Regions from separate parts of the Homo sapiens genome. Here regions 2 and 3 are each linked to region 1. Evidence: chromatin contacts called from ENCODE Hi-C or POLR2A ChIA-PET data. All regions are on one chromosome and are shown on one strand. The core of a region is the stretch at or near the end of the contact, and the rest is flanking DNA. Distances in the headings are between cores, read along the strand shown. Region 1 holds the start of ATP6V0A1 (ATPase H+ transporting V0 subunit a1). Region 2 holds the start of TUBG2 (tubulin gamma 2). Region 3 holds the start of PLEKHH3 (pleckstrin homology, MyTH4 and FERM domain containing H3).

Region 1 (2,849 bases), core at 197-2,696:
AAGGGCAAGAAAAGGGAATCAATATCAATATTTGATAATGGCATTTAAAAAATAATAGACATCACTTTTGCGTTTAAAAAATGTTTTTCAATATTTAATTTACAAGTTGAGTACAAGCCATAAAAAATGTTTTTAAAATAAATTTGAGGAATTGAAAACTCCTAAGTGGTCAATTGAGCCCACATGAATCTACCAAACAAGACTGAAATGTACTTTCACAACATATGGTCTGATGAGGTTTTTCCTGTTAAACAGAGAAAAATAGACCCGGGGAAGTTGCTGGAAGGCATGAACCATGTACCATTTAAAGAGAGGTTTTCCATACTTATGCAAATGAGACCCCGTTAAAGACTCTACTACAGGATCTAAAGCTAGCCGCTCCCCAGTCTGGGGCTCAAATGTTCTCATCTGTAAAATAAGGGAAAAGAGAAAGGGTGGTATATGTGTCTGCGTATTAATTATTTGAGTGTGTGTGTGAATTCTTTGGATATGAAAATAAAGAGAGAAGACATTAATTATTTGGGTGCGTATGTGTGAATTAATTCTTTGGATATGAAAATAAAGAGAGGGCCGGGCGCGGTGGCTCACACCTGTAATCCCAGCACTTTGGGAGGCCGAGGCGGGTGGAGGCCAGGACCAGTCTGGGCAACATGGCGAAACCCCATCTCTACAAAAAATACAAAAATAGCCGGGTGGCGTGGTGCGTGCCTGTAATCTCAGCTACTAGGGAGGCTGAGGCAGGAGAATCCCCTGAACCCGGGAGGCGGAGGCTGCAGTGAGCCGAGAACGCGCCACTGCATTCCCGCCTGGGAAACAGACCATCTAAAAAAAAAAAAAAAAAAAAAAAAAAAAGGCCGGGCGTGGTGGCTCACGCTTGTAATCCCAACACTTTGGGAGGCCGAGGCGGGTGGATCACGAGGTCAGAATTCGAGACTCAGCCTGGCCAACATAGTGAAACCCCGTCTCTACTTAAAAAAAAAAAAAATACAAAAATTAGCCGGGCATGGTGGTGCGTGCCTGTAGTCCCAGCTACTTGGGAGGCTGAGGCAGGAGAATCGCTTGAACCCGGGAGGTGGAGGTTGCAGTGGGCCGAGATCACGCCACTGCACTCCTGCTTGAGCAACAGAATGAGACTTCAAAAAAAAAAAAAGAAAGAGAAAAGACAACCTACCCCAGTATAAGGGGTAAGAAAAAGGATTCAGGGAGGCTCAGGAACTTAAGGCCTCGAGCACCTGCACCTCCAGCCCCACCCGCTAACCCTCCCCAGCGTGGAGATACAGCACAGGGGCCAACATGGCGTCAGCACGCTGGGTCTCGCCTGCGACCCCCGTGACTCCGCACTGCTGCAGCCCGGGCGAGGCTGCGCCCCATTGGCCAACTGCAATGAGGTCATTGCGGGGGCGGGGGCCGGCGGCGGCGCAGGGGCGGGGCTTTACGGACGCAAGCACGTCGAAGCGCTGCTCCTGGAGCCGCGGAGGGTGCGGGTTTGGCTGCGGTGGTTTCTGTGGCGGTTGCTGTGGCGGAGTTTGGAGGTGAGTGGGGGCTGTAGGTTTAGCGCAACAGGGAGCGGCCCTCGATGGACGTAGGAAATCCTTCTAAGAGCCCCCTTGATTGTCAGAGGAATTAGCGGGGATCTGACGTCTTCGAGATAAAATGGGGGTTCGCCCCCTCCTTGGGCACCCCTCCTCTGCCCTGAGGAACCGGAGGCTCACTGCCCTTTGGAAGCCCCGCATCTCTTCCCTGCTTTAAGGGGTAGGCGGAGGAACCGGAGGTTATTGGATAGGCAGAAGAATTTAGGGGGCTTCTTAAAGGGTTTCTCAGTTTGGGGGTTTTCCTCTCCTTTTTTCCCATCTCAAGGTAGATGAGCCTGAGTCCAGAGAATTCCTGCTCATTGGGTAGACAGGAAATGAAGCAGGTGAATACCGTGGGAGGAGGCGAGGACCGGATGACAGGAGTGAGATTCTTCTAGGCAGGGCGCGGGGGCGCTGTAGTTGGACTCATCTTTTGCAGAATTGCTGTTTCTTCATATTTTGTTTTGTGATCGTCCAGAACTACTTTGGCCTAATTAGTTTTCTGTTAGCCTCCATTGCTATAGAGATATTCTTGGGAGACCTATAATCATTAAAGAGCAGGAGGACGGAGGCGACTCGTTGGAGGCTTATCATTATCCACAGCTCCTGAACTATGCTGACCAGGCCTAATTTTATGTGTTTAGAGGTTGTAGAATCTCTCTTTGTTTAAGGGTGGTGCCGGTAACAGCTGATTTGGATGATTCAGATGTACAGAATCTTAAAGTCAGCCTGCATATTCTCTTGAGAAGTCCTTGCTTATGTCTGAGCTTGTGTTACTGTCTTGAACATCACATGCACAAAGGTTTGTTCGTTCAGATTTCTCAAAATGTCTCCCAGCCTTCCAGAAGAGTAAATCTTCCTTTGATGTCAGACTCATCTATCAGTACTCAGTATAGATGCCCTTATGACACTAAAAATACTGTGCATTTTTCTGAGTTTGGATACTGGACAGGCTGTGCCTTACATTAGCTGATCGAGAATAAATAATTGCAGTTTCAGGACCACTGATAGCGCCAGTTGTCTCATACCCGGCAACAGTAAGACAGCACTAAAACGAAACCTTTATTGGCTCATGAGATTTGACAGATGGAAGAATGTAATTAATCTTGAAGGTAGGGTTGAGAAACAGAAAGCTGCAGAGGTGGAAGGCTTATTCTCTGTGGCTTGATAAAACTGCTTTGTCATTATCAGTGTGTTCCTGTCATGCTTGATTTGAAATTGAGCTTAATATGCAAACTGGTTGCTTTTTCCAGATGACGGTTATTTGTTTGAATTCCT
Region 2 (3,162 bases), core at 37-2,536, 200 kb after region 1:
CATAGAACTTTAGCGTGAGTGACTCCATTTTGGTTTGGTCTGTTGAGCCAAGCACAGGAGCTCAGTGCAAATCAATGGCCTCCTATAAAATTTATTTAACTGAACCCTTGTGCATTGCTGGTGGGAATTTAAAATGGTGCAGCTACCATGGAAAATCGTATGGCGATTCCTCAGAACATTAAACACAATTACCATATGATCCAGCAATTCTACCTCTGGGTGTATATCCAAAATAATTGAAAGCAGGGACTCGAACAGATATTTGTACACTCACATTCAAAGCAGCAACATTCACAATAGCCAAAAGGTGGAAGCAACCCAAATGTCCATGGAGGGATGAATGGTTATGCAAAATGTGGTACATCTATACAATGGAATATTATTCAGTTGTAAAAAGGAAGGAAATTCTGACACATGCTACGAAATGGAAGGATCTTGAAGATATTATGTTAAGTGAAAGAAGCCAGACCCAAAAAGACAAATACTGTATAATTCCACTCATATCAGGTGCCTAGAGTAGTCAAGGGGAAGTTACTGTTTAATCGCGATAGAGTTTCAGTTTGGGAAGATAAGAAAGTTCTAGAAAAGAATGGTGGTGGTGGTTACAGAACAATGTGAGTGTACTTGGTGCCACAGAACTGTATGCAGTACTTACAAATGGTTACAATGGTAAATTTAGGCCAGGAGTGGTGGCTCATGCCTGTAATCCCAGCATTTTGGGAGGCCAAGGCAGGAGGATTGATTGAGGCCAGTAGTTTAAGACCATCTTGGGCAACACGGTGAGATCCCCATCTCTATAAAAATACATTTTAAAAATTTAAAAATTAGCTGGGCGTGGTAGCACACGCCTGTAGTCCCAGCTACTCGGGAGACTGAAGTGGGAGGATCACTTAAGCCAGAAGTTCAAGGCTACAGTGAGCTATGATCGCGCCACTGCACTCCAGCCTGGGCGACAGAGCGAGACCCTTCTAAAAAATAAAAAGGTAACATACATGTGTATGTATTGTAACACCATTAAAAAACAGAAATTTAAACGAAGAAAAGTTGGCTTCTAGCCCTTTGATCTAGCAAAGCTGACAGTGTCCTCACCTACCAATATAGGTAGATGACTCCTTACACGTGGACAAGCACATCCACCTGGCCGCTTCTCCCCTTTCCTCCCCTCCCCCGTTCCTCTCCTCCCCAACACATCCAGGTTCCGACCCTGCCACCCCCAACGAGTCTCACTGCGCAGGCGCGGAGCGGTGGGCAGGAGCGGGCGTGGCCTGACTCTGCGCCTGTGCGGAATTCCAGCTGCGACTGCTGAGGGAGAAAATGATGCCCAGGTTGGGCTCCCCGGCCCACCGGCCGAGGAGAGGCCTGCGCTGCACACGCGCAGACCGAGCATCCGCGTCAAGAGGCGAAGAGAGCGCGCGCTCCCCACGTCCTGCGCTCCTGGCTGCCGGGCATTCGTCTCAGCCGTGACTCTCGCCAGGCCGGGGCTGGCGCGCCCACGTCTGAAGAGCGATGCCCCGGGAGATCATCACCCTGCAGCTGGGCCAGTGCGGCAACCAGAGTGAGCAAGCGAGCGCCGGCCCCGCCGGTCTCTGGTTCTGCCCCTTCGGGTCCCACCCAAGTGCCTGGCTTCCACCAGTCCCCCTTTCCCTTCCATGAACCCCCTGCCCTGCTGCTCTGGATAACCCAGACCGAGAGCTGCGCCTCCAGCCCGGGGCTGGGGCAGCTACCAAACCCAGGCATCTTGGGTCCACCCTCTGATCGTGTCAGCCTCTGAGACTAAAACTGGGCTCCTCAGGCCTTAAGGCTCCAGCAGACCCGGGCATCTCCCCCCTCCCCCAGTTGGGTTCGAGTTCTGGAAACAGCTGTGCGCCGAGCATGGTATCAGCCCCGAGGGCATCGTGGAGGAATTCGCCACCGAGGGCACTGACCGCAAGGACGTCTTTTTCTACCAGGTGCCCCCAGCGACTTGGCCGGGGGCGGCAGTGGCCCAAGGGGGCGGAAGGGAAGGGAGTGGCCTGGTACTGGGAACCCCGCTGGGCAGTAGGGCCAGGCGGCTGGCTTGAGGAGGGAGGGCCGGAGGGAGCCAGAGTTGGGAGGACTTCGGACTTGGGCCGCCCTAGCTGATTGGGCCCCCTCCTGGACTCCCCTTGACAGGCAGACGATGAGCACTACATCCCCCGGGCCGTGCTGCTGGACTTGGAACCCCGGGTGATCCACTCCATCCTCAACTCCCCCTATGCCAAGCTCTACAACCCAGAGAACATCTACCTGTCGGAACATGGAGGAGGAGCTGGCAACAACTGGGCCAGCGGATTCTCCCAGGTGTCCTAGCGACCATTCCAGAGACCTTTGATATTCCCATCCAGAGGCAAGGCAGGCTCAAGCTACTAGGAATTTGACCTGACTGACAGAAAATAAGAGACAAAAGGATGTCCCGAACAAGAGGGACAGCCAGGGAGAGGTTTATGCAAATTTTGTGCAAATCATTTGCAATAGTAGCACTTCTGGGTTGAGGGCTACAGCCTAGGCTCTGCTTCAGGGTGGCAACAATATTCCAGGGTAGACAGAATTCTTGGTGCTGTGCTGAGAAAAGATGCTCTCTGGAACCTTTGGCCTGACCCTCCCTTTCCATATCTCTATACAGGGTGAGAAAATTCATGAAGACATCTTTGACATCATAGACCGAGAAGCAGATGGAAGTGACAGTTTGGAGGTGAAGTTATGGAGTGGGGGAAGGAATGGGCAGGGAGGCCGAAGAGTGCTGGGGACAGGTCAGGAGGTGGCCTGGATAGGTAATATGAGGGGAGCAATTCAATTCAAAACCCGTTTATGGAGCATCAGATGTGGGATATTGAGGTGAATAAGATATAATCTTTGTTCTCAAGGAAGTCATAAATCTGAATGGCACCGGCCCCTTAGGCATGAGTCATTCAGCTGCTTCTCCAGCTCCAAACCTTCCCAAGGAGCCTCAGCCTGGATGCATAAGAGGAAGCTTTGAGACATTGGCGTTTTGGGAATGGAGAATGAACCAAGCCGAAGTCTCTCCCCCAGATCCTTGGAGACTGCCTCTCCATCTCTCCCCATGCTGGGTGCGATATGTTCCTGGCTTACAGCTCTTATAACCCATGTAATTTCCTAAGGGACTAGAGCAATAATAGTATGTTT
Region 3 (2,903 bases), core at 252-2,751, 220 kb after region 1:
CAGTGCCCTGCTTCCCTCCCTCCCCCCTCCTCTATATTTATCCACCCTCCGCCTCCGCCAGGTGCTGGCGCCGGCCCCGGCGGCGCAGCCCGCCCCACCCGGGCACCGAGCCACTGGGCCTGCTGGGGACCCCTGCGCGGGGGATGGGAGCCTGACCCGGGCCACAGCACACGGGAGTCTGGCCGCCAGTGTGCAGGAGGGATGGGGGAGGAGACGTCAAGGGATGGAGGTCTCCCACACCAATCGTGCCTCCGTTTCCCCACGGGGAGATTCGACAAAACCAGGCAGCAGCCCAGTGTCCCTCACCATCCATCCCCTCAGGGGTTTCCCAGGAGCCTCACCCGGGAAAGCCGAGAGTTCTGTCCTGAGTGGCAGGGTAATGAGGAGGGGTCCTCAAAGAGCTCCCACCTCCCTCTCCTTGGGGTCCCCGCCACAGACCCCAATCCTGGGATGACTTCTCCCCCTCGTCCAGGTCTCCGCAGCGGGAGCTCTCGCATCTGGCCTCCGCACTTGCGAACTGGGAGCGGAGGGGGACCCAGGCGTTCGAGCCGCCCAGCCGGCCTCGCCACATTCCTCGGCGCTGGCGGAGGCGGAAGGAGACGGGATGGGACGCGGGCCCAGCGGGGAAGGGAGAGGCAGGGCCAGGTCGGGCCACGCGTGACGCCTCCCCTGCCTCAGGGCCCCCAGCAGGTGGATAGCGCCCAGCCTGCAGCGGGAGGCCCACAGGCACATCCCGAGTAGGGCTGCTGCTCCGAGAGCTCCCGGGGGCTTTGGCCCCCAGGCAAAAAACTCTCCCTCATCCCTAGTTCGCCAAGCGCGCAGCGTGTGGCTGGAGGCTGGAGCGGATCAGCGTGACGGCCGGTTACAGCGAGAGTGATTGAGACGAGGCTCCGAACCCCCGGGACTTACCCTCCCGCCGCCCGCTGGACTCGGGGTCCGCAGCTCAAAGGTTTCCTCGTCCTCGTCCTCGTCCCCGTCCCCGCTAAGCTCGCCGTCCCCGTAGTCCCGGTGCAGAAGAGTGAAGCCTCGACGGCAGCAGAGAAGCCACCATAGTCCCCCGGGGAGAGGCATCCGGGCGAGGAGCTGCGGATGGGGGCGCGGGCAGCCGCGGCCGAGCAGTAGGGGGTCGGAGGAACTGGCGGGGCTCCGACCCGAGCAGGGGAAAGATGAGGTGGGAGGAGCAGAAGGGAGAAGAGGACAGGGAGGAGGCAGTGTCCTGGGCTGGGGTGCAAGGGGACGCTAGCCAGACGCTGAGGGGGGCTCAGTGTCTGGGCCCCCGGAGGGGGGAGGGGGAAAAGCGTCCAGGGCCCCGGGAGAGGAGGGAGCAATGTCCGGAGCTGGGAAGTAGTGTCCGTTGGAGTGTCCAGCCCTGTGGGGGGCAGTGTCCGGTGCAGCGTCCGAGGTGGGCAGTTGTCCAAGCTCCAGGGAGGGTCGTGTCCGGTAGGGCGTCCGGTGGCCGGGGCCCGGGCCGCGCGCGCTGCGCTCCCTGCAGCCCCGGGACTGGCGCGCTGGGGGCGCGAGCACAGAGCTGGGACCCCGCCCCCCCGGCCCCCTCCCTCCCGGGGGGCCCCCCCTCTCTCTTCTTTCTCTCCTCCCTTCTTTACTAGGCAGGGTCCAGGTTTCGTCACAGTCTCCTCTGTCCAATCCCTGTGCCTGGCGCCGGGCGCGGCTACCAATCAGACGGCTGAAACCGCGTTGGGTTGCATCATGTGCCCCTGGCTTGGTGACAGCGGGGAGGGGCGGGGAAACAGGGAGGGAGGGGACGAGGCTATGTTAGCCACGCCCCAGTCTCTGAGGTCGGACGCGGGGTGCTAGTGACGTCACGGAAGCCCGCCTTCAGGCTCTTGTTTTAACTCTTGGCTCACCAACCAATTAAAAACCCTGTTGAGGAGTTTTGGCACAGGACAGAGGAAAACCCAACTGCCGCTCTCTGAACCCCTGTCTCGTCTCAGGGTCCCTGAGAAAGGGAAACGCCTTGGCTACTAAGAGGATGTCCAGACCTGCGAGGACACAGCTCTGGAGGTGGCCCTCCACGTCTGGGGAGAAGGAGTCCAGTTTCTCCAGTTTCTCGGTCTGATTCAGCTCTCCCCCACCCTTTTTTTTTTTTCTTCCAGACAGGGTCTCGCTGTCTTGCCCAGGCTGGGGTGCGGTGGAGCCATTATAGCTTACTACAGCCTCGAACTCCTCGGCTCAAGGGATCCTCCCACCTCAGCCTCTCCAGGAGCTGGGACTACAGGCGTACACCACCATGCCTGGCTAATTTTTTAAATTTATTTTTTGTAGAAATGGAGTCTCACTATGTTGCCCAGGCTGGTCTTTAACTCCTGGGCTCAAGCGATCCTCCCAGCTTGGCTTCCCAAAGTGCTGGGATTACAGGTATGAGCCACTGCACTCGGCCTCACCTCCTTTTCGAGGTGAAGGAGTTGAGGCAGGCACTCTGGGAAGGTGCAGACCTAGGCCGGAAATAAAATCGAATATAGAGCTCACAGCTCACCGAACTCAGCTGGGGAGACTGACTTGGATTCTAAGGAATTCTGTGGTCTCCGAATACAGTGGAGGCCTCTTAGGGCTAATATCCTGCGGCTCTGTATAGGAAGGGGTTAACTCAGGCGCTAGGCGGCCGGGGCGGGGCCGCGGCCTCCGCGGGCGCGCGCGCGCGTTGCTGACTCAGCGGCGATTCCAGAGATCTTGGATGGAGGGTTCCAGGTCGGTCCCCAGTGGCTGGCGTGTGGGACCCTTTGAGGATCGGCGCCGTCTCCGGGCCTTCCCTGGATCCTGGCCCCTAGAGGCCGTGGGGGACCCCTTTTCGCCGCTGCTGCGGGAGGCTCTGAGGACTGCTAGCCTGGGCAGGGCTGGGCTGGGCGGGGAGGGGCGGGGAAGGGCGGGACGGGCGGGGCCGTCAG

The links. A loop is a pair of places that touch in the nucleus more often than their neighbours do. ChIA-PET counts read pairs that join two places held with the same protein, here RNA polymerase II (POLR2A). Pooled maps may share reads with other maps.
Region 2: a pooled map shows a loop between it and region 1 (6-fold over the local background). The contact joins the promoter of TUBG2 here to the promoter of ATP6V0A1 in region 1. A Hi-C loop is called at or near these places in 1 of 37 single-sample maps with no recorded cell type and 4 of 50 pooled maps. POLR2A ChIA-PET finds 5 or more read pairs at or near these places in 1 of 52 experiments (HEK293).
Region 3: a map of B cell shows a loop between it and region 1 (15-fold over the local background). The contact joins the promoter of PLEKHH3 here to the promoter of ATP6V0A1 in region 1. A Hi-C loop is called at or near these places in 2 of 168 maps with a recorded cell type or tissue (B cell and posterior vena cava), 20 of 37 single-sample maps with no recorded cell type and 12 of 50 pooled maps. POLR2A ChIA-PET finds 5 or more read pairs at or near these places in 1 of 52 experiments (HEK293).

The regions. Positions count from the first base shown.
Region 1 is chr17:42,457,432-42,460,280 of GRCh38, forward strand. ATP6V0A1 (ATPase H+ transporting V0 subunit a1) reads left to right here and starts at 1,447. Exons shown (of 22, transcript NM_001130021.3): 1 at 1,447-1,532. RefSeq lists an enhancer at 1,067-1,156 and a silencer at 1,307-1,516.
Region 2 is chr17:42,657,998-42,661,159 of GRCh38, forward strand. It overlaps TUBG2 (tubulin gamma 2), which reads left to right and starts at 1,287. Exons shown (of 11, transcript NM_016437.3): 1 at 1,287-1,555; 2 at 1,837-1,949; 3 at 2,152-2,319; 4 at 2,642-2,710. The coding sequence starts at 1,507. RefSeq lists enhancers at 1,119-1,886, 1,244-1,303, 1,314-1,383, 1,434-1,503.
Region 3 is chr17:42,675,493-42,678,395 of GRCh38, forward strand. PLEKHH3 (pleckstrin homology, MyTH4 and FERM domain containing H3) reads right to left here and starts at 1,502. Exons shown (of 13, transcript NM_024927.5): 1 at 910-1,502. The coding sequence starts at 1,071. RefSeq lists silencers at 3-162, 1,283-1,342, 1,433-1,682, 2,543-2,622 and enhancers at 1,793-1,892, 1,913-1,962, 2,093-2,172, 2,153-2,654, 2,655-2,903.